Linked DNA regions of Homo sapiens: regions 2, 3, 4, 5 and 6 are each linked to region 1. A link is a loop called in an ENCODE intact Hi-C map of the cell type or tissue named here. Cell type or tissue: dorsolateral prefrontal cortex. All regions are shown on one strand.

Evidence for each region. Hi-C counts contacts between places; a loop is a spot of excess contacts. Peaks named below come from ENCODE experiments on the same cell type or tissue, not always from the same donor. Only the 100,000 strongest peaks of a DNase experiment are listed, where the experiment ranks them.
Region 2: it touches region 1 in a loop (3-fold over the local background); 23 of 110 quality-filtered maps call a loop at or near these places.
Region 3: it touches region 1 in a loop (6-fold over the local background); 66 of 110 quality-filtered maps call a loop at or near these places.
Region 4: it touches region 1 in a loop (3-fold over the local background); 36 of 110 quality-filtered maps call a loop at or near these places.
Region 5: a loop joins it to region 1, with 3 times the contacts of the local background. A loop is called at or near these places in 22 of 110 quality-filtered maps.
Region 6: a loop joins it to region 1, with 13 times the contacts of the local background. A loop is called at or near these places in 54 of 110 quality-filtered maps.

What each region holds. Positions count from the first base shown.
Region 1 is chr7:81,498,220-81,502,219 of GRCh38, reverse strand. No RefSeq gene overlaps it. Among named protein-coding and RNA genes, the nearest start is that of HGF, 270 kb to the left of the region's middle. In dorsolateral prefrontal cortex, CTCF peaks have their summits at 579, 778, 2,216 and 2,418 (motif pointing left); no DNase peak of the experiment used is centred here; H3K27ac peaks cover 403 bases.
Region 2 is chr7:82,599,188-82,603,187 of GRCh38, reverse strand. No RefSeq gene overlaps it. Among named protein-coding and RNA genes, the nearest start is that of CACNA2D1, 160 kb to the right of the region's middle. In dorsolateral prefrontal cortex, a CTCF peak has its summit at 2,440; no DNase peak of the experiment used is centred here; H3K4me3 peaks cover 480 bases; H3K27ac peaks cover 2,568 bases.
Region 3 is chr7:81,954,820-81,958,819 of GRCh38, reverse strand. All of the region lies in intron 38 of CACNA2D1 (calcium voltage-gated channel auxiliary subunit alpha2delta 1), which reads left to right. Among named protein-coding and RNA genes, the nearest start is that of CACNA2D1-AS1, 52 kb to the left of the region's middle. In dorsolateral prefrontal cortex, CTCF peaks have their summits at 1,872 and 2,072 (motif pointing right); no DNase peak of the experiment used is centred here.
Region 4 is chr7:81,714,117-81,718,116 of GRCh38, reverse strand. HGF (hepatocyte growth factor) reads left to right here. Exons shown (of 18, transcript NM_000601.6): 11 at 752-885. Among named protein-coding and RNA genes, the nearest start is that of HGF, 54 kb to the left of the region's middle. In dorsolateral prefrontal cortex, a CTCF peak has its summit at 1,900 (motif pointing right); no DNase peak of the experiment used is centred here.
Region 5 is chr7:82,570,648-82,574,647 of GRCh38, reverse strand. No RefSeq gene overlaps it. Among named protein-coding and RNA genes, the nearest start is that of CACNA2D1, 130 kb to the right of the region's middle. In dorsolateral prefrontal cortex, CTCF peaks have their summits at 2,037 and 2,238 (motif pointing right); a DNase peak (open chromatin) is centred at 2,247; H3K4me3 peaks cover 779 bases.
Region 6 is chr7:82,015,036-82,019,035 of GRCh38, reverse strand. All of the region lies in intron 12 of CACNA2D1 (calcium voltage-gated channel auxiliary subunit alpha2delta 1), which reads left to right. All of the region lies in intron 1 of CACNA2D1-AS1 (CACNA2D1 antisense RNA 1), which reads right to left. Among named protein-coding and RNA genes, the nearest start is that of CACNA2D1-AS1, 7.9 kb to the right of the region's middle. In dorsolateral prefrontal cortex, CTCF peaks have their summits at 1,306 and 1,505 (motif pointing right); no DNase peak of the experiment used is centred here.

The DNA of each region.
Region 1 (4,000 bases):
GATCAAATGCTAATCCTCAAATTTGGTTCTTTAAAAATGTTTTGACTCACCAATTGAAAAAGGATATGCTGAAAGGGTCCAGCTTGCACATAATGTACACTTCAGTATTTACTCTGTGTAAATGGATTTACTCTGTGTACATGGATTACTAAAGCTATTAGATTAGAATAGCTATATGTATTGTACAAAGAATTTTGTGAGGATTAAATGAAACAAGAGATATGAAAGCTCTTGTAATAAATGTTATATAAATATAAACCATTAATATTCTATTTAATCCCTATACAAAGATTTTGCTTTTACATTACTAGTGAAAAATGTAATATTCCTACTTATCTTAGATTTTGAAATATGAAAAAAATGTGAATTAATTAAGATAAAAGCTTTAGTTGTGTGTATATGAGAGAGAGGTAAATAAAAGACAGAGAAAACAGAAATCAGGAAATCTACCCTTTTTTGTCAGGCAAGTGAAGTGCAGGAAGTTAGGATGATTCCTTCAACTAACCTTTAAGCAATTTTCAAATGCCTCGAACTTGCTCTACACAGTTAAATTCTCATGGATGAAAATTTGTAGTTACTTTTATATGAATATAATGGTGATTTACAAAATGATGCCTACACACCTTGATAGAGGAATTGGATTGTTTTCTCAAAACTCTCATATATCCTCATTTTGGGGGATGTTGCCTAGTCCACTGAAAAGAACGTGGTCTTGGAGATACATGAATTTTTATCTGGATACCAATTCTGCCACTTAGTGGAGATACATGAATTTTTATCTGAATACCAATTCTGCCACTTAGTGGCTATGGAACTTTTGTTAACATACAGAGCTTCAGCTCCTCCTTCATAAATTGGTGGTATTGAAAACATCTCTTTTAGAATGGGCACGTAATATAGCTAAAAGGCTGTGTTAATAATATAGCTAAAAAATATAGCTAAAAGGCTCAGCACCAATCATGACAAATAGTTGCTTTTAAATAAATGCTACCCCTACTCTTTTTGGTTTTAATCTGCCGTGCTGTCACCAAATGTGCCCAATGAAGAAAGAAACATGTTCTAAGAGTATGTTTTCAAACGTTTTCTCACAAACACCTTTGTCAGGCTCTTTATTTCCTTCATATGGCAATTCTTGAAATGTAGTAACTGCTCAACGAATATTTATTAAAAGAAAGAGAAAGGAAGGGAAGAAGGAAAAAAAGGAAGGAAGTCGGGAGGGACATAAGGAAGGACGGAAGAACGAATGAGAAAGCAAGTTAAACAGGTGTGGGCTGTGGTATCTTTACTTATATTAGTCGTGACATTCTTCCCCATACCTGTGCTTAGTGCAGGTATTATTTCTTAACGAGCTGTAAATAGAGCTAGGTGATTAAGTGTGGTGATCAAGTTGTCTGTCATTCTTTTAGTCTATGATCTGGAAATACAGCGTAGTATTTATTTAAGAAAACAAGGCCACAATACTTCACCTGACACTACTGGAGCCTTTCTCGATCTTTCTTTGTCCAGACATGCCCTTGTTGTTGTATAAAACAGAATGTTCAGTCCTATAGTAGCTGATCTCTGCAACTATCAAAATTCGACAAAGTAATCAGGAGTCCTCTCACTCAATTGTATAAGTAGTGTTTTTTCTGTTACTACCATTGTTGACTGATCCTTCTTTGCAGAGGTCTGTTTTCTACTTTTATTATTTCTGTGAAATCAGCCTCATGAATTATGTTGGCATAAGAAATGACACACTTTTGGGAGGCTGAGGCGGGCAGATCACCTGAGGTCGGGAGTTGGAGATCAGCCTGGCCAGCATGGTGAAACCCCATCTCTGCTAAAAATACAAAAATTAGCCAGGCATGGTAGCGTATGCCTGTAATCCCAGCTACTCAGGAGGCTGAGGCAGAAGAATTGCTTGAACCTGGGAGGTGGAGTGTGCAGTGAGCCGAGATCGCACCACTGCACTCCAGCTTGGGTGACAGAGCAAGACTCCAGCTGAAAAAAAAAAAAAAAAGGCACCTGGCCGGGTGCAGTGGCTCACACCTGTAATCCCAGCACTTTGGGAGGCCGAGGCAGGTGGATCACTTGAGGTCTGGAGTTCTATACCAGCCTGGCCGACATGGTGAAACCCCATCTCCACCAAAAATATAAAAAATTAGCAGGGTGTGGTGGTGCATGCCTGTAATCCCAGCTACTCAGGAGGCTGAGGCAGGAGAACCGCTTGAACCCAAGAGGCGAAAGTTGCAGTGAGCTGAGATCCTGCCACTACACTCCAGCCTGGGTGACAGAACAAGACTTCATCCTCACACACACACAAAAAAAGAAAGACAGAAAGAAGGAAGGAAAGAAAAGACACCTAGTACTTGAGTGTTCACAAAACTTATCCTATCTTATGCTGCCATCTGCTGGGAAGGTAATGTTGCTTGGTCATGGACTTTACATTAAAATCTGTGTTGAACTTTGTATTGCTAGCTTCTTAAATGGTCACACATTAGATAGTAATGGAAAATTACTTGGGTAAAAAACTTTTTGTGCTTTTATGATAGGAAGCAGGAAAGGGCTACAATGGTCTGACCCATTTTTGAAATAATGCTTTGCCCTATTAAAAACTTGCTGATTCATTCTATCTGTCGTTGAGCCAACACTAATTATTGTCTTCTGTGCCAAGAACTACAGAGAATCCACAAAGATGAGCAAGGAATGGTTCTGTTTAATAGGAGTTTATTTCCTAGTAGGAAGAATCACAAAAGAAGTAAATGTGGCAAGGTATTCTAGATGTTACAGTAGAAATATAAGAAAAGAGGGCGTGGGTATGGTAATTTCTACCCCAAAGTCAGGCTTCTTGCAAGAGCAATGGTAGAGGATAACCATTATAATGAACAAATGTTCACCAACAAGGCAAGACAGGAGAAAGAATTCTGGCCAGAAGAAATATTATAAACAGACATTTGTTTCTAAAAAACAATGATGTTTGTTTTTTGTGACATTAAGAGATGTTAGTTATTTTGTCTTGTAATTTGCTGTATTTGTTTTTAATTATTCAAAGAGAAGAAATAGAGTGAAATATGCAAGATATTCTACACAGCATATACGTCTTTATAGTTTTGTCCATTGTACTGCTATTAATACTTCATATTTATTATATTTCTCAGATTACTACTTCTGTATTAATAAAGATTTCATATTATTGGATCCCTGATAACTGGATTCCTGCATTATTAACAGGAGCTCTTTTTGTGATGTGCCTCTATACTATTGCATGGTGCCTCTTCAAAGAGTAAGATTTTAATTGCTGTTTCTATTTGAATTTGTTCATGGCTCATAAAGTCCATCAACGATGCCTTAAAAAGAGCAGGATGAAAGTAGAAAGAAGAGATTGGAGAAAATGTCATTGAGCAGCTATTACTTTAAGAAGTGCTTTACTGATGTTATCCGTGCTGATAATCACAACAATGGTGAGAGATAGGTAACAGCATCAGTGTTTTTGATTTAGATAAATGATTTTAACCAAGATCTTCTGGTTCTAAAGCTAATGTTCTTTTGCTAAGTGATCAATCAAATGATTCAAGCTAAAACCATTCGTCTGAAAAAAAAAAAGAAAGAAATGAGATTTTTAATATTCCCATAGAAAAGGAAGAGATGAAATTTAGTTGGTACATATTTAAATAAGATCAAGTCCTCTGCCTATATTTTCCTGTCAAAGGATAGACAGAAGTCTCAAAAAGGTAAGATGAAAAAATTTCAATAGTAATTATAGAAGGAGTGAATTAATTCAGGAAATGTCTCCTGAGCTTTCAGGGATAAGATTGTGCCAGGTGAGCAGAATACAGAAATGCTAACAAGAAGTACTCACCCTCCAGGAGCACAGCCTTGACTAGAAAGGGTTCAGGAGAATGAATGGTTACAATAGATTAGAAGAGAGAGTAAAAAGACAGGGTAATTGAAATTTAAATATCTTTCTATGGCATACTTAACTCTGGCTCAGAGAGATTGGGCAGGGAATGTTTCACAGAGA
Region 2 (4,000 bases), 1.1 Mb before region 1:
TTTTTATGTGTATAGTGCTTTTATATATCGGTTTTAGAAATACACATATAAATATGTTTCAATCTGTTTAATGCAAGCCTAAATCTAAAGAACAATGAGTAAATCAAATAGTGCATGGGAAATAGTCACTACACCAAGAACAGGAAGAACTAATACTGGTGGTCACAAAAAGTAACCAACTATAAGGAGAGTCAAGAAAGTGATGATGGGTAGAAAGGTATTGTGTATTAATAAATAATGATCATTAGTAGTATAAAGTTCTTACTAATACCATAATAGTGGCAAATTACTATGTTCTCATGCTTTATGCATGCTAATGCATTCAATCCTTCTAATAACTGTGTGAGTTAGATTTTGTTATTATTCTCATTTCACAAATGAAAACTGAGACACAGAGGTTGTATAATGTGCTCATGATCACACAATTAACAGGATGCACAGCTGGGATTTAACTCTAGGTAGTTTGGCTCTAGGGACAGTGCACCTGACCACTATACTACCAAACATTCTACAGCAACAGTCCCCAACATTTTTGGCACCAGGGACTGGTTTCTGAGAAGATAATTTTTTCATGGAGCAGGGTTGGGATGGGGGATATTTTCAGGATGATTCAAGTGCATTACACTTATTGTGCACTTTATTTGTATTATTATTACATTATAATATACAATGAAATAATTATACAACTCACCATAATGTAGAATCAGTGGAAGCCCTGAGCTTGTTTTCCTGCAACTTGACAGTTCCATCTGGGGTTGACGGGAGACAATGACAGATCATCAGGCATTAGATTCTCATAAGGAGTGCACAACCTGGATCCCTTGCGTGCACAATTCACAATAGGGTTTGTGCTGCTCTAGGAATCTAATGCTGCTGCTGATCTGGTGGGAGGTGGAGCTCAGGCGGTAATGCCAGTGATGAGGAGCGGCTGTAAATACTGATGAAGCTTCACTCGCTTGCCCCCTGCTCACCTTCTACTGTGTACCCCGATTCCTAACAGGCCACATACCGGTATGAGTTCATGGCCTGGAGGTTGGGGACCCCTGTTCTACAGGTATCTTCCTTTGAGCCTCTCTACTCAGATTCCTTCCTGATTTCCCAGAAGGTCAAACCTTTGATGATCCTATGAATTGAAATCCTCTAAGGAATTATAACTACATGCCATACACTGGCCAAATAAGACTTTCAAAAAATCATTTTGGGGGGAAAGATACCAGGCTCAAAATTATAAAACATATGAAAGGTGTGGACTTAAAAATCCATATTGACAGAACTAGCCAAAATTTGGCTAGTAAAAGGAAGTTACATGATGATTAGTGCCTAGATTTTGAATACCCTTGGGAGACGCAACCAAGAATTGATTGGCTATTTTTTTCATAATTCTATTGAGATATAATTCACCAATTTAAAGTATACATTTCAATGGTTTTCCATATGTTCACAAAATTGTGCAATCATCACCACAAACTCATTCTTGTCACTCCAAAATAATCTACTGATCTTATGCTAAGTCTCTACAACCTCAGAGAGTCTGAGAAAGTATTATTTGTGTGATGCGGCTCTGCATGCATCACTGAAATCATCAGAAGAAATCAAGATGATATCACTGAATCCCTAAGAGGTTTTCAAAATAAGAGTGGCAATGATACCAGAAAAATACAAAAACAGTACTGGAAAAAGTAAGAAATGTAATAAGCCCATTGTGCTGATTTTTAAAGAAGAGGCATATACATATACTTAATAAGTTTTACAAATCATTTTTGTTTATCTACTGTCTAAGGGGTTTGAAGACTTAATCATAGCAACTTATAATTGTTTAATGAATACAATCAAATTTAAAATAAATGTTTAGATGCTCAAGAAAAAAATATTTTTTATAATTTTATTTCAGAGCAATAAATGTAGTATTAAAACTGTACAAATAACACTGTATACTCCTTTTTACAAACTCCCCCCAATACCTTAAAATTTCTATGAACATTTGCAATCTCATGAGGAACATTGTCATGAAGGCATCATTTTATAAAGTGTATGTGGAGTGCCTATTTTCGGGTTCTCCTAATTCAGGCACCTGTCTATAACATTACGTAAAAGAAGTTGCTCTTGAATGTTTAGTTATCCAAAAGGAATTTACTAAAAGTGACTGAAGGACTCTATAAGATGAAAAACACTTAATCATTTAAGCAGTTAACATAAGCAGTGTGTGTGTGTGTTTATGTGTGTAAATACAGATGAAGCAAACCAGAAATATATCATAGTATGGTTACAGTATTAATTTATGAAAGGTTTGTACTGAGGGTTCAGTGAAAACACATAGCCCTTCGTGATATTCCTACTCAGATTTCAACCTTCTTTCATCTTTTAGCTCTGCACCACCTACTGGCCTCTTCTAAGTCCCAGGAGGATCATCTGCTCTGTCTGCATAAGAATACTTGCTTTTTATGCCATGGCATTTACTGTCAGTTGGAGAGACAATTGCTTGCAGTCTGGACGGTGTATTCAGAATTTTTGTCTGTTTTATCTCTAGCTATGCATAGGTCTCAGCGCTGCCAGAATTTAAGTAAGCTTGCATTCCTTCAATAAGGACCATAAGCTTTCTATAGCTGTTTATTGTCAAGGAAACTGTATATATTCTGTACATAGTTTTTTTTAGCCCTGCAAACACTTACTTCTGCTTTGTCCTCTATGGAATTAAAGAGTGTTTCATACAATACCGGGGTTTTAGTAGAAAAATGGCAGCTCCTGGGAATACATAGATTTGTATTTATATAGTATGTAATGTGTTTCAGGCACTGTTCTAAATGCATTGCAAACAATGATTCATTTTATCTTTCTGATAGCCCAAAAAGGAAAGCATTATCATTATCTCCATTTTATAACTTAGAGAGCTGGGGGATGTAGAGAAATTAAAGAAATAAAAGTCTGCACTGGAGCTAGATTTTCACAGAAGTTATTAAGATTTAATTGGTGAGAAAAATCTCCTGAGTGGAGATGCATAATCAGATCAATCCTAAGGAGTCACATTTACAAGGACATTATCCACTATGACAGCATCTCTAGTGTAACAATGGATCTTTTGTGACTTGCCCAAAGTCACATAGCCAGTAAATGACAGAGATGGCATTTGATCCCAGCAGTCTCTCTCCAAAGCCCATGCACTTAATATAACATGGAGAGAGTGCCTCTTTTCCTAGGAATCATTGAACTTTATGATCCTTATTACCTAGAACAATTAGCCCCCTAGTCTCACTGCCCAGGTTCCCAAATGCCCATTATACTTGTAGTCTATTCCATGCCCGTGTCTATGTATGCTTTATTATCCCACTCATTTGCAGTTACATGAGTTTAAACTCAATAAATACTTGATGATGGAGATAGGGATTAATATTGCACTAGAGGGGATAAACGTTGTTGTAATTAAAATCTGCAGAAAATATGTGGTGAGTCTACTTTCTACATCAATACTCTGCCGAGTTACATAGTACTAGGGTTTGTGCAAATCTAGGAAACAAAACCAGTCAGTAAAAGACACCTGTTCCGGGCCGGGTGCAGTGGCTCATGCCTGTAATCCCAGCACTTTGGGAGGCCGAGGTGGGCAGATCATGATGTTAGGAGATCGAGACCATCCTGGCTAACATGGTGAAACCCCATCTCTACTAAAAATACCAAAAAAAATTAGCCGGGCGTGGTGGCAGGTGCCTGTAGTCCCAGCCACTCGGGAGGCTGAGGTAGGAGAATGGTGTGAACCTGGGAGACGGAGCTTGCAGTGAGCCGAGATCGCGCCATTGCACTCCAGTCTGGGCGACAGAGCCAGAGTCTGTCTCAAAAAATAAATAAATAAATAAATAAAGACACCTGTTCCCTTTGTAGCAAGTTATACTTGCTGGGGTTTGACAAAATCTTTTGGATCAAAGTTTTTTAAAAAGTAAATGTTGTAATAAGCATTTCTCTCTAGAATACTTAATAGATGATGACTCATTTTAAACTATTGCATTCTGAC
Region 3 (4,000 bases), 460 kb before region 1:
TTACAGAGTTCTAGTTTCTTTTGGATGGTTTCTGATGCTATCACATATTAGACTTCTATTATTTCCTTTAATTGTACTAATTTCTTTTTCTAGTGTTTGAAACTAGACCAGGTCAATTACATAGGGTTTGATAAAATATTACAAATCATATTTAATATATGTCACTTAAAGATGGCTTACTACTTTTCCTATAGTTCAGCTATCTTTCTCTAATAAATACTATTCTGATTTACTGTGTATTGATTATATACAAGGTAGGTAATATGTCATCAGTATGTACTACATTAGCTTTATGCTTTTAAAATTCTTAAGAAATATTAATCTATTCTCAAAGATGAAGTCTACATAAAAATCTCTGTCTACCTCTTTTTAACTAATTTTAAATACAATACTTCCTAATTCTGATTCTTCAGTGTGTGCACACACCAATGAATATCCAAACTTGTAAAGCATTATCTCATAAATTATTTGAGTTATTTAGTTTACCTACTCAAATACATAGCTGCATTTGTCCCAGAAAGGACAAAACATTTTCACAGATAATATTATGCAATTAGATAATATAAATTAAAAATAGCACAAAGAAGTAATAAAATCAGTAATGGGGACTAAAAATGAAAGATGTATTAGCCAGTCAATCCCAGTTATCTCTGTGAGGGATTATTGATCCTTGCTAGGGAGAGTAATTCAACATTGCAACTAAGCGTTTTTTTTTTCTTTTTAAGATATATTAAGTCCAGATAGGCGGACTCCTGTTATTCTGTCTACTGCAACTTCAGCACGTTGCCCATGTAAAATTATTCCCCCAAAGAATGTTTTATGAAGGGCCAAGGGTCATGTCACTCATTAGAGAAACTTCGCTCATCAACTATTTGTCACCAGTTTTTTGACACTAGAAATATTAAATTCAGATGAACTTGAAAAGTGACTTAAAAGCCTATTGCCCAAAATATTATTCTAGGAGGCTATATCTTATGATCAAGCCATTAAAAGGATTTGACCAAGACAAAAATGTTCAGCAATTGAAGCTCCTATAAATGGGTTGTGTGTGAAAGTACAACTGTTGCTCAGTAGCTTGGTGTGCTAATAATATCTTGTGTTTCTTTAGCAGTGGAGTTATTTTGGTAATGCTTATTTGCAATGGTCACTGTGAATCTGCTCTGGATGGAGACTCACGTTAACTGCCAGCAAATTGCATGAAATCTCATCTTGTATGTCTTCTGTGTTTTCTTTCCTTTTCCTATACTTGCTACTTTGCCCGTTATTAATAGGATCAACTTAAGTGCACAACGAGTCGTGCCTGTACCATGATGTCAGCTCCTATCTTCATTTTACTGCAAGTTTTCATGTGGTGTGGATGGTCAGTCACTTTCTCTAATTTTTCTTAGTTTTTGTTTTTGGCTTGAAATTCTAGAAAATCACCCATATTCCTAAATCTGCGATATTAATGTTCCTGAAACCAGGTTATTAAAATCTCAGGACCAATGTTGTTGTTTTGTAAATAGCTGATTTCAAATGGCATGTACATTTCTAATCCTAAATGAAACATATTCAATATTTATGTAAAAATCATTTTTCATAAAGTTTTTGTGTAAAAATTGTCATTACAGAGACAGATATACAGGCTTCATGGTATTTTATGAGAACTACCTAATGACAATTTTTAGAGGTGGTTATCTCAATTTATTTACAAAAGATGCTAACACAAATTTAATGCACTCTTTCAATTCCTTTCAGATTTTTCTACTTTTTAAAATAAATCTGACTTAAATAACTTTTTAGATTTTTTACTCTCAAAATATTCTTATTGAAATATTTTAGAATAAGTGCTTCTAGTTTCTAAGTTCATTTTATTTAATATACATTATCTAGCCCAAAATTATTAATTAACCTTTTAAGAAATTTCTGAGTTCTCTATTCAATACTACTAAAGAGATGTTTTGGGTCTTGGATTTGCATTTAGTTCTTCATTTACTGTTTTGCAATTTCTTTTCTAATGCTCTGGAATCATCATGATGTATTACTAGAGCACGCACTTTCGTTGTGTTTGTCATTGGTTTCCAAGTAGTCATTGATTAGGAAGCCACTAGATGGAGATGTGGCCATTACTATGAATGGAGTGAATTCACAGGCAGGGGTGATAGAGGGTGGGGAGTAGAATAGCAGAGGGAGTCTCAGAAAATAACCACAAGTCTTCTGGCATAATAAAAGAATAGTTTTCATGGCAAAAGACGCCAAAGTAAGGAAACGTTGCTTTAATATCTTCATATACACATTTTAAAAATTGATATATAGGCAATTATTTGAATTATTATTAATTCCTGAAAGAAGTTCATAGGTAGTCAACCATTACACAAGAAAAGTGTAATCAAATTATATTTCTATAATTGTCCTTATTTTCCCTTTTGATTCAAAAGCTTACTTCTGTCAATCATAGAATTTTTAGATAAGATTTATAGGTTATCAGTTACACTAAAAAATATGTAAGTATTGCTCTTGAGTAGGCCAGCTCTCTTTTTACCTTTCTCTTAAAAACTTATAGCAACGGCTGGGTGCAGTGGTTCAAGCCTATAATCCCAGCACTTTGGGAGGCCGAGGTGGGTGCATCACCTGAGGTCAGGAGTTCGAGACCAGCCTGGGCAACCTGGTGAAACCCCATCTCTACTAAAATACAAAAATTAGCTGGGCATGGTGGTCCCAGCTACGCCAGAGGCTGAGGCAGGAGAATTGCTTGAGCCTAGGAGGTGGAAGTTGCAGTAAGCTGAGATTGTGCCACTGCACTCCAGCCTAGATCACAGAGCTAGACTCCATTTCCAAAAAAAAAAAAAAAAAAAAAAAATATATATATATATATATATAGCAACAGTGACTTTAAAATCTTTTTAACCTAAGACCACCACCCCCCCCCCCCCCCACCAAAATAACATTTTCCTATTATGGTACTTTCCTTGAACTATAATTATAAATCTATCATGGCAATAATTATATATCACCATGGACTCAACTAGGATATTTATGTACCAGATAATATGCTTTATAAATTGTGTTTGCATAAAATAATAAATTTCTCAATGGACAATTATTGACTTGCTTTACTTCTTTGATTAATAAATGTTAGCTTTTTCATTTGCTTGAGTTTTGATGAAGTCCTCATGGTATGGAGCTTCATAATTGTAGAAGTATAATCTATATCCTTCTGATCTCCAAAAAGAAAACATTTGAGATTCCTTTATATTATTGTATCAAAGGAATACATAATATCGATGATGTATATTTTACATTAACAAAATATGCTTTCAGTATTTAAAAACACAGTTATCTGTATAGAACAGTGAATCCACTTAGTGCTATTTGAATGTTGATATAATGATATCAAAGGAAGTATTATTTTCTCTGAAACAATTAAGTTGAAAAAAATCATTACAAAAAATACTGAAATGTTAGTTGGCAGTTGTTTCCCACATTAAGGACCATAAAGGTTATGGTCTATGCTCCAATGTAGTCTGGCTAAAACTAGCAATTTCTGTTGGATTAGGTTCTGCTCACAAGCAAGGTAGAATGGTAGTATAATCTCCAAAGCCTACCAAGGGGCCCTTATACCCGGTAGAGTCCGGAAGGATATAGATTATACAAAAACAGTTATGAAGCTCCATACCATGAGGACTTCATCAGAACTCAAGTGTTCAAACAAGACTTTTTGATAACAAGTTTATGAAGACTCAAAAAGCTAACATTTATTAATCAAAGAAGTAAAGCAAGCCAATTCTGTCCATTGAGAAATTTATTATTTTATGCAAACCCAATTTATAAAGCATATTATTGGGTACATAATCTGTCTACATTTAAAGAGTTGAATAAATATACTACTACCTACCTATCTCACGAGTTAATGTGTAAGAGTGTTAAGGTGACATGTCGGAGAACAAATTATTTGCTAGGGGCATTATTCCTATTATTATGCAGTATCTACATGCCTAAAAATTTTTAAATATAGATTGTC
Region 4 (4,000 bases), 220 kb before region 1:
GTAAGATGAATAGTTTTAATGACTTTTATGATCAGTCAAAGTGGCCATGTAGAATTGACTTCATTCATGTTATTGAGGTAAATGTAAATATTGATGTTACATGAATGAAAATGGCCTTATAAAATAATTTACAGTAAATTTACAATCTTTGCTTTTCTTTTGTAATAAATTTAGTTAAGATGTGAATTAGAAATAAAGTATTGCTCGGTTATCTGTCAAAATAATATTTTGTAACTGATCAGTAAAATTTAGAATTTTAATTATTTAATTAACACATTATTCATTTCAGTATATCTTCTTGTACTCTGTCATAGTGATATGGCTAGTGATGCTTCATTTGTATCTAAAATGTAAAAAAATACTTGTATAATAGCTTGTATTTTTTATGTATTTTATAGTTTTAATCTTTGCCATCTGCTTGCTTTAGACAATGTTTTTCTTATTTCTATGCACAGAAGTATCATTACCATGCCACTGGGATTACCAAATAGAGGCAAAATCACAAAACCTAATATGCCAATTATGGAGCCCTCTTCCATATTTCCAAGTTAGAGAATCTGCTTCTAAAGTGTAGGAACAACAGTAGCAACCAAACAGACCTCAAACAAAATAGCTAAAATTCATCCCAAGTAAAAGGTTATGCTGTATCTACAGTGAAAGTAATGTGCTGAGATTATATCTTTTTGTAATATTTTGTGTCTCTTGGATGGAATGAGCATCTTGTGATGTGCAAGGCCTGTTGTTTCCACAGTCATATCTTCTGGGAACCAGATGCAAGTAAGCTGAATGAGAATTACTGCCGAAATCCAGATGATGATGCTCATGGACCCTGGTGCTACACGGGAAATCCACTCATTCCTTGGGATTATTGCCCTATTTCTCGTTGTAAGTACAGTTAGGGATTGGTGTCTTGTGAAATATTTTAAATGTACTACATTTCATCTAAAAGTTGTAAATAATATAGGTGGTCTGGCATTTATTCCCAAATGAGGAAGCTCTCCAGAGAGCAACACACACAAATGTACACAACACACACACAGACACACCACATGGTCTCTCTTTCTCTCTCTCCATCTCTCGTATAGATAAGAAGAAATTTTAACATTTTAATGGAGATTCTCTTCCCTCAGAAGATTTCCATTGGGATTCCGAAAGCATTAATTGGCCACAGTTCTAATATGACTGGGCTAGAAAGATCTCCCCACCCCCCAATACCAATACTACCTGTTCAGCTTCTGAATATAGCAGAGCTCTCAGCAAAGTTCCCAGCCCACTAAAAAGCCGTGAGCAGATCTGAACTAGTGGTACTTCTATTTCCTTCTCAGTTCTTTAATTTAAGACTAAAGAAGAGCCTGGAGTTTTCCACCCAGTTATCTGATTCCCAGATGGCTTTGTTAAAAAGATATTAGTGTATAAAGTAAAAGTTATATAAAAAACATGTAATACATGTTTGACATAGTTCATATAAAATACATGTCTGGTATAATTCATATTAAAAAGTCCCTAGATATCAGTAAGAAAAAGATGTGAGAATTCAGGAGAAAAAAGTAGAAAATAAATCTTCAAAAATATAGCTAATAAATAAATGAAAAGACATTAAAACATATTCGTAGGAAAAAAATGTTTAAGACATGAGAAGTCACTTCTACCTGTCAGGTTGGCAAATAAAATGATTGTAAATATCCAGTATTAGTGAGGACCTGGGTAATCAGTCTGTCTCAATTCTATGCTACTTACAGTGTGAATTCAAAATCCTGCTTGGAAGTTAGTTTGATAAAATGTATCAAAAGCAGTAATAATGTTGACATAGATCAGGATTTTTGGGCCTCCGCACACCCACATTTTGGGGTAGATGCTGTTCTGTGCATTGTAGCATGTTTAGTAGTATTCCTGGACTCTATCCACTAGATGCCAGTAGCATGACACCTGCCCCAAGTCGTGACAATCAAAACTATCTCTAGACATTGCCAATGTCCCCTGGAGGGCAAAATCATTTCCACTGGTAACCACTGATGTCTAGTAATACGTATTGAGATGGAAGTACGTCTTAAATATGTTATTGAGTGAAAAAGCCTTTTTATAAAGCTGTGTCAGTAGAAAGAGACCATTTTACTATACTATGTATCTGTAACTCTATGTTTACAACGAACATCCTTTACCACAATGTTAAACCACCTTCTCTTTAGAAAGGAAATACTTTTATAAGTTCGATAAAAACTTTGTTTTAAGAATGTTTTTCTTGTGAGACAAGCTAGTAGTAGCAAGTACCTTGAGAACAGCAGCAAAAATATCTACTCTAAAAAGAGATTAAATTGAAGAAATAATAATGTTGCTTTTAAAAAATGAAATACAACAGAAGTCTGTGTTTTTCTAGAATTTATGTCAAATTAAAGAGGTAAATTTCACCTTAAATGGAAACAGCAGTCATGTTTTATGAAATTCTAGCATTAAAGGCAAACTTTTAAAATATGATGTTAATCAAGTCTACCTATAATTAAGACTTGGAGCTGCTCCATCTATTTTTAATAGGTTGGGAAACTCTGTATAATAATAAATAACTAAATATATTATATGTTTGCAAATAAATGGCATTTCTAATAAGTTTATTTTCATTTTATCAGCCATGATCATAGCCTTTCAAATTAATTTGTTTTCCTAATGTTCTTCACTTTTCCCATATTAAGGTTGGCATAGGCTCAATGTTAATACTAAAAGAAACACACCTACTTTTTCAGAGAATGCCATACAAAAATATTTAAAAATTATTAAAAGATTATTATTTTTCTAAGTACAGTTTTATAGCACTATGTTTTTGTTAAGTCTCTATGGTTAAGACTAATGGAGGCTCATAGAATATATAATGGTGTAGGAAGAAGGAAAAAGGCAATTATCTGCCTTCTAAAACAAGTTATTTTGCTTCCTCTACAGATTTCCAGATTTTTAAAAATCACAGCAGCTCTATCTAGCACATATGCATGGTTAAGAGTGAAATGCCCTATAGTATCTCAAGGCACTGTGATTTCATTTATAATCACAAACCAAGGGAGCCAGGACTCTAATAATTTACAAGTTTTCAAAAAATTTTTTCAACTAATATTTTTAAACTAAAAGTAATGTGCTGTTGAAAGACTTGAGGGGGTTACTAGTATTTGATTAAATACTATTGCAGATAAATCATTTTATTTCAATGTATACCACAAATTAATTTTAATAAAGATTTTTACAGTGTCATTTTTCTAACTAATATTTATAGCCAGGATTTGTTTACATTTTCTCCCTGGTGAAAGGGTGATAATATTTATCTTTAGAAGATTTGAGTTCTTATTATTTATATAACTGCAGAGACTGTATAAATCATTTTCACACTGTAAAATTCTTTTACAAAACATGTAAAGGTTTTTATTCTTTTTTTTAACATGCTTACAAAATAATATTTTACATATTTTTAAGTTTATCAAATATGCAAACATAAAAATGTAGAGGTGCCTATATGATTGAGTATACACAGACACAGTTAGTATACTATTTTAGAAAAATCTTAACTACCAAGAGCGTAGTGGTTAAGAACTTCAATCCAGACTTCCTAAGAATGCCAGACCCATCACTTTTAAGTACCTTGGGCAAGTTACCAAACCCACTTAGGACTCATATTTGTATTTGCAATATTTTATAATAAAAGTACCTATTATATGGGACTATTGTGAACAGTGTCTGTTGCATAGTAAAGAGTCAAAACCTTAACTTCCATCTCTGTTTTTATTTGTTCATTCATTATTGTTAATTGAGCTGCTATTGTGTACAAAGCCATATATAACATACTATGTTTATAAAAATACAAACACTTCTTCTTAATTTTAAATAGTTCATAGTATAGAAGGGAGACATTTATGGAAATAATTACAAAGCAATATAATCATGTAATATGTATATATTAACAATATATAAAATGAGAATGTGAACATCGATTTCTTCATGGAGAAATACATGATGTTCGTAAACT
Region 5 (4,000 bases), 1.1 Mb before region 1:
TGGGGAACTGGAATAAAGGTGACTCTTCCTATGTTTTATCAAAGAGACTGGCAGCATTTTGCCCCTGCCCTAGAGATCTGTGAAACTTGGAACTTCAGCGAGATGATTTAGGGTATCTAGTGGAAGAAATTTCTAAGCAGCAAAGCATTCACTATGTGACTTGGATGCTATTAAAAGCATTCAGTTTTATGTATTCACAAAGATAAAACATGGAATTGAAACTTACATTTAAAAGGGAAGCAGAACATAAAAGTTTGGAAAATTTGCAAAATCCATTTTGAATTTAGACTTGCATGGGGCCTGTAGCCCTTTTGTTTTGGCCAATTTCTCCCATTTGCAAAGGGTGTATTTACCCAATGCCTCTACCCCCATTGTGACTAGGAAGTAACCAATTTGCTTTTGATTTTACAGGCTCATAGGCGGAAGGGACTTGCCTTGTCTCAGATCAGACTTTGGACTTGAACTTTGGGGTTAATGCTGGAATGAGCTAAGACTCTGAGGGACATTGGAAAGGCATTATTGTGTTTTGAAATGTGAGGACATGAGATTTGGGAGGGGTCAGGGGTGGGATGATATGGTTTGGCTGTGTCCCCACCCAAAATCTCATCTTGAATTGAAGTCCCCATGTGTCAAGGGCAGGACTAGGTGGACATAATTGGATCATGGGGGCAGTTTCCCCCATGCTGTTCTCATGATAATGAGTGAGTCTCATGAGATCTGATGGTTTTATAAGCATCTGGCATTTCCCCTGCTTGCATGCATTCTCTCTCCTGCCATCTCGGGAAGAAGTTTCCTGTTTCTCCTTTGCCTTTTGCCATGATTGTAAGTTTCCTGAGGCCTTCCAAGCCATGCAGAACGGTGAGTCAATTAAACTTCTTATCTTTATAAATTACCCAGACTCCGGCAGTTCTTCATAGCAGTGTGAGAAAGGACTAATATAGGTAGGAAGCCCAAGAGCAGGGTGCCAGCATCCACCTGACTTCAAAGCATGCTCAGGTGCTGGTGAGGGCCCTCTTCTGGCCTGGTAGATGGCTGCCTTCTCACAGTGTCCTCACATTCAGTCCATAACTGAGAAATGCCGTTATTGGTTATTCAAACAGAAGGAGTTGCATACATTCACCTATTAAAGAGGGAACAAATGGCTGGGGGCTGTGGCTCACACCTGTAATCCCAGCACTTTGAAAGGCCAAGGCAGGTGGATCGCTTGAGGTCAGGAGTTCGAGACCAGCCTGACCAACACGGTGAAACCCAGTCTCTACTAAAAATACAAAAATTAGGCTGACATGGTGGTGTGCGCTTGTAATCCCAGCTACTCAGGAGGCTGAGGCAGGAGAATCGCTTAAACCCAGGAGTCGGAGGTTGCAGTGAGCCAAGATCGTGCCACTATACTCCAGCCTGGGTGACAGAGACTCCATCTCAAATAAATAAATAAATAAGGGAACAAACTCCCTAACAAGGTGACTGCCTAAGCAAATATAGTTACCTCTCTTCCTTCTCCAAATCTCTTTGAAAAGATCACAGAAATGTACAAATAAAACTAAATTCAATTTGCTGGTAGAAAGCTATAAAATATACAAACTATATAAATAATAAAATTCAAACCACCACTCCACCAGCAGCCAAAAGCAGTGAAGAGATTCTGGAAGTTCTGAAGCAAACAAGCCAACACTGCTGTGTATAATGAAGAAATACTAAGCTGAGGAACTTGCAATGATTACAGACAAAAAAGAATGAACCATAAAAAGGGGCTGGGTACCCAGCAGAACCTTAAATAAAAGCCCCAGACAGAGACAATGAAAACTGGAAGCCTGGTCAGCTAGGAAATTAATGAAGGGAAGAAAAAACTATCTGCCTCTGCAAGAGTAGATAACTCCAGCATTGGCCTCCAGCCTTAATTCAGGTTAAGAATCAACCAATCAACCAATACTTTATGGATGGGCATACATTCAGTAAAATGCTGTGATAACACCAATTTGGATATAATGTGAATGGGAATTGGCTGCTGCACTCCTCTCATCCTCCATCTGAAAAAGTGGGAGAAATAGTGGATCCCTTCATCTCCAATATTCTCCTGGGTCAGACTCTCCTGCTGGAGAGTCTGGGGAGATGAAACAATTGTAAACTAACTAGGAAGTTTCAAAATCGCTAACGCTATCCTGGAAGTCCTTGGCATCCAGACACAGGAACCAAAATCAACTGCTTGCTTTTTAAACCAGAGCCTAACTTCCACCAGATGGCGCCAAACCACAGCAGGGACTGAAAGGAATGGGGTTAGATGCTGCAGTGAAACCGCCGGAAACGGGTCCTACTGCAGCAGGACACAGAAATCTGAATGAAAGAAACCCCTTATTTTATGCGATTGTATTTTTAGGGCGCACTTCTCGGGTTATGGCAAGGTTTTTCTATAATTAGAATGAATGGTTCTTCCTCACTGCTTCTATACAAATATTTTCTTGTTAGAAAATAGGCACCTGTGAAATTTAAAGGTCGGTTGAAGCTCCCTGACTTTTCCGCTAAGGCTTCCAAATATCCCTTTTCAACTTACGCGATTCAAACACCATGATTGACCATGCGACTGTATAAAGTTTATTTCTCATTCTATTCGTTTTTCCAATTTTAAAACTACAAAAAATTAGAGAAAATTTTATTTATTCCCAGAATTGAACATGTGTCAACTCAGAGTATAATAGTGCTAATCACTATCTACATTTAACTTAATGTTGATTAGCCAAGCAGTACCCATGTTACCAGTGTTCATTATGTTCAAAGTTCTCCAAAGAATGATAGACTTTAATTAACATTGCAAGAAGCTCTGAACGTTCAACCTTCCCTCTACAGCTATTAGGAGTCTACTTCTTAGGGCTTTGTCTACATAAGGCAAACACTCCCCAGAGCAAATCACTGTTCTCTTCTGGCCTCATTTCAACAGAAAAAGCAGGGACCATGAAAGTCCTAGTGGCCTGCTCTTGTTTAAGCAATATCTGTTGAAAATAATGGAAGATCTTACCTTAGAACTTAAATACCTCTGTGATGGTCTTCACTACCACCCTACTAACATGATAGAAAGCCAAAATGTATTTATAAAACCTCTTTATATTTTAATATTTTATTGTAAAATTGATTCCTGAGTCTCCAACTGGAATAAAATATTACTGGTGTATAATTATACATTTGAAGCAAACATTTATAAAATATTTTTTAAATGCTGCACTGGAAGTTTTCTTAGAAAAAATAAAAACACTAATTTTTTTATTTTTTATTTTATTTATTTATTTTTTTCCTCGAGATAAGAGTTTTGCTCTGTTGCCCAGGCTGGAGTACAGTGGTGCAATCTCAGCTCACTGCAACCTCCATCTCCTGGGTTGAAGTGATTCACCTGCCCCAGCCTCCCTAGTAGCAGGTGCCTGCCACCACAGCCGGCTAATTTTTGTATTTTTAGCAGAGACGGGGTTTCACCATGTTGACCAGGCTAGTCTGGAACTTCTGACCTCAAGTGATCTGCCTGCCTCAGCCTCCCAAAGTACTGGGATTACAGGCGTGAGCCACAGCACCCAGCCAAAAACATTAATTTTAAAACTGAGAAATCTGCTATATAGAAAGAAGTTGTTGAAAAATTATACCAAATTAGTGAAAGAGGAAGAATTAGAAGTTAATGTTTGTGCTTATCTCCTTATGCCTGTGTCTTATACCAGCAATTTAATAGCTTAACAGGAGACCTTAGGGAGAGTGAGGAGTTATCTAGTGCCAGGTGGAAAAAATCCCTCTGATAAGTTTCATCATTGCCTGAATCTCGGTTTAAATTAATCTGATTCCCATCTTGTGGAGGCTATTAACAGAGAGATGACCGTTTTGTTGGTAGAAAAGTAAAGTGGCCAATATCACAGCCACTGAAACCAAACAAATCTCACTTTGAATTCAAGCTCCCTGATTTACTTGGGTAATCTTAGACAAATTATTTAATCTCATATCTGTTTCTCAGTTTCCTTATCTTTAAAAGGGT
Region 6 (4,000 bases), 520 kb before region 1:
ATTTAATTTTTAAGTTAATTACCCCATCCACCCCACCCCCACCCCACCAAGACAGAATCTCACTCACTGTGTTGCCCAGACAGAGTGCAGTGGTGTGATCTAGGCTCACTGCAACCTCCACCTCCTGGGTTCAAGCGATTCTCCTGCCTCAGCACCCTAGGGTAGCTGGGATTACAGGCGTGAGCCACCATGCTCAGCTAATTTTTGTATTTTTAGTAGAGATGGGGGTCTCACTATGTTGCCCAGGCTGGTCTTGAACTCCTGAGCTCAAGTGATCCACCCACCTCAGCCTCTCAAAGTGCTGGGATTATAAGCATGAGCCACCACACCTGGATTTAAGTTCAATTTTATTAAGTCTGCTCCCCAAATTACTATTGCTTTTACAATTATATAACTATGTGTGAATCCAGAATTATAAGAATTTTTTTTATTTTCAAGGAATAATATAGTACATAAATAAGTGTACTAAGTATATTTTGCCTAAAAAGTTGTTTACCTCCAGTAAGGATGTCTGCTTATTTAATATTAAATAAAAAGATTAAGAATGTATGATGATGTAAGTATAGTGAAACAGCCCAAATTGCAAAATGCAAGACACTAATAGCCCAGTTTTGGTCCTGCTCTTACCACATACTGTAATGAACTTACTGATATGTTGGATAACACCAAAGTCTTCTTACCCTCTGGTAAGAAGTAGAAACCACTCAAGCATCTATTCACTTGTTTTTAACAAACATTTGTTTTCATTTATGAGTAAGACACTACAATAGAAGCTAAATTGTATAATCTTGGAACTTTTAAAGCCCAATCCAACGTTTATTCAATACTAGCTTCCCACAGTATTTCTGTTGAAGACCTGTACTCCAGCATTATGAAAAATATTTGTCAAAGCCATCTGTTACTGTATATGTCTTGTGTGACTCTATGATGAAAATTTCATAGAAGCAAACATTTTGAAAGATGAGCCTACATAAAATCATATATGTTGAGAAACAATTAGCTACTTTTCTAGGAACATTTTACTCACAACAGAAAAGTTTTCATGTGCATTTGTTATATGAACCTAGTGTTGTGATTATAAATATACTACTAGGCATGAGTAAAGGAATTTTTTCTCCACAAAAGTCGCCTTAGCCTGGATGTAGACCTCCTCTAATGTAAGTGATTTGCTTGAGTGAGAGTTAAGATGAAATATTTAGCTTGTGTGACTACTAGTTAAGCATTTTGAGTTATTTTTGTATGTCATTTTGTTTTTATGTAAGATCATGCAAATGTGCTTAAAAGAACTGTACAAATACACATCTTTGAGAAGGTAATTTACCTTAAGTTTTAAATTGTACATATTTCAAGGAATCACTTTATTTTTCTATAACTCCAAAATTAAGGTTAAACAAGAACTGTAAGTTTAAAGAAGTAAAAAAAAAACATCTGAAGAAGCAGGGTATCAATCATCTCTGTGGACTTTAGCATCTGGAATTTAGTTCATTGACTATTCCACATGGTGGCAGTAGCATAGTATGGAATAGGAGGAATGAAACCATTTACAATTCCAAGTGGAAAGTTGTGTACACAAAAGTTCTTTTAAATTTAACCAATACATTATTTATATGCACTATACAATATGTAATGTGAAAGTTTATGAAATCAGTGAAGTTAAAATTCTTATGTAATTAGCTAAAATGTACAAAGAAAAAACAAGTTCAACAATGGTATGGCGCTAGGGAATGAAATTTTTTTATATTGATTTTTTACTGTCAAAGAATGTGTGTAAGGCACTACAATAGATCCTAAGTTTTGAATGACTTATATTAAACTTCTTCTCAACTGAATATATATTTATAAGATCATTATAGAAAGCTCTAAGATAATCTATATAATCCATAAAATCATTAAATACCTATGTGCATATGTGTTTGTATGTGTGTGTATATATACATACATATACGTAAAACCAAGATAAAATAATCTTGGGTATATTAGATTGCGTAAATATTGTAATGGTAAAGCAGTTGTATAAATTATAAAGAAGGTTGCATTTGCAATTAGGATTTTAGTAAACACTTGGAATAAAATTTCAGGAAAATAATGTCTTTAAAAATCTCTACAACAAGGCAAATGAAAATTGAGAAAAGGGGTACAAATTATACATTGATGACATGGGAATGATTCAGTTAGTTAATGCAGCTTACATTTAAGTAGCCAAGAACCTATGCAAGAAAAAGAACAAAGAGGTTTACAAAAGAGTTTGGCGTGTTTCAAAAATTATAATTAAAGCTGACAGAATGTGCACTACCCCAGCCCTGATCCCAAATACCTTAATTTTGACAACCTCTGAGGGGTCCATGTAAGCAAACACGTAGAAGTTAAGTGAAACTTTTATAGCAAAATAAATAAAGCAACAAGCTTTTTTTTTGGGGGGGGGGGGCGGGCGGCTAGTGTTTATTTGGACTATTTGAATGATAACATCAGTCAAATAATCATATGTGTGGATCTGAGTGTAGCCTCGATGTTATTAGAAGTGCTTGCCTTTCTGAGACATAGATATAAGATTCATATAGTCTTACTTGTTTATTTTTTTACTGAAAAGTATTTTATGAAAAATGTTTTACTAGATGATTGTTGTGGTAACAGGAACTTCTAGGCAAAGCCATGCTTCCGTTGAAAATTTGAGGTATGGGTTCAAATGTTAGTTATGAGAGAGATCCCCCAGTGCTTCCTGGAGCATCTGGACTTTTTCCCTGACTTGAATTCATTTGATGATTGTTTAGGGTATGGCATTTAAATTGAATTATCAGTTAGGGTGGTCAACCTGCTTATAAAAATATTTCCATTTAGAAGCTCAACTCTGTAAGCAGTAACCCTACATTGAAATTTATAGACAGACCCAAAAATGACCTAACTGATGAATTAAAGAAAATGAAACCATTGCATTTTGATTGGGAATTCCTGGAGAGAAAGATAGATTGAGAGAGAGAAAAAAACCAACTTCTGTCATTCACTTAGAAACAATTATTTATTCTTACAGTTTGAAGTATTTAAAGCTTGGATTATGTTCACCATGTGGCCTCTTACGTAACCAGCTAAGGCAAACCTGGATGATGTAAGAGTGGCTCACCTAAAACCTTACAAATGAAATAGCAACATCCCTGATGTACGTTTTGGGGGCAGGGATTGTTATAATGTGATCTGTGTGGCCAAGACCAGTGAAAGAACAGAGAACAGATGTGAAATCTCTTTTGAGATTTGTACTCTGAAATCATGTGCAACAGTTAAAAGATACAAAACAATTAGAAAATGTCCATTCAAATAGTCAGTCAACATGAATTAGGGAAAAGCTCTTAACATAGTTCAAACTGGAATTTGAACTCATGGAAAAGTGATTTTCTGCATGTCTATTTTTAGAAATAGCTAAAATGTTGAGCTGAGAGTATGGGTTTACTTAGATTACTAAATTAGTAAAAATCAATATATATGTAAAAATAATTTTATTAAGTATAGGTTGACCTCATGGAATTTACCTTTTATACTTTCACACTATTATTTAAATTCAATGTCTTTCAATAAATAAATTATAAAAACTCTCTATTGATTTTAAAATATTTGCATACTTTATAGCATGTTAGGAACAGTCAATATTTTGATTATATTTAAAAATCCTAGGAGCTTAGAATATCTATTTATATGTGTCAGCCAACTTTTATAGAAAATAAGTAATATACTAACAACATAATTATATGTGTGCATCCCAAATATTTCCATGGTGAAAACCATCACAAAGTTTAATTGTGTTAAGCAACTTTGAAGTACAATGACCTTTCTGAATACTTTTTCATTACTACATACCTATGAAATAGGGAAATAAGCTTTTTTTGCAGTGACTAGCTATGTAGATAACATATATAACCAGGTGAGACAGGTGAAGTGAGGTTGGACCTCAAAGATGTATTTTCTTTTTTCTTTCTTTCTTTCTTTTTTCTTTTTTTGAAATGGAGTTTCGCTC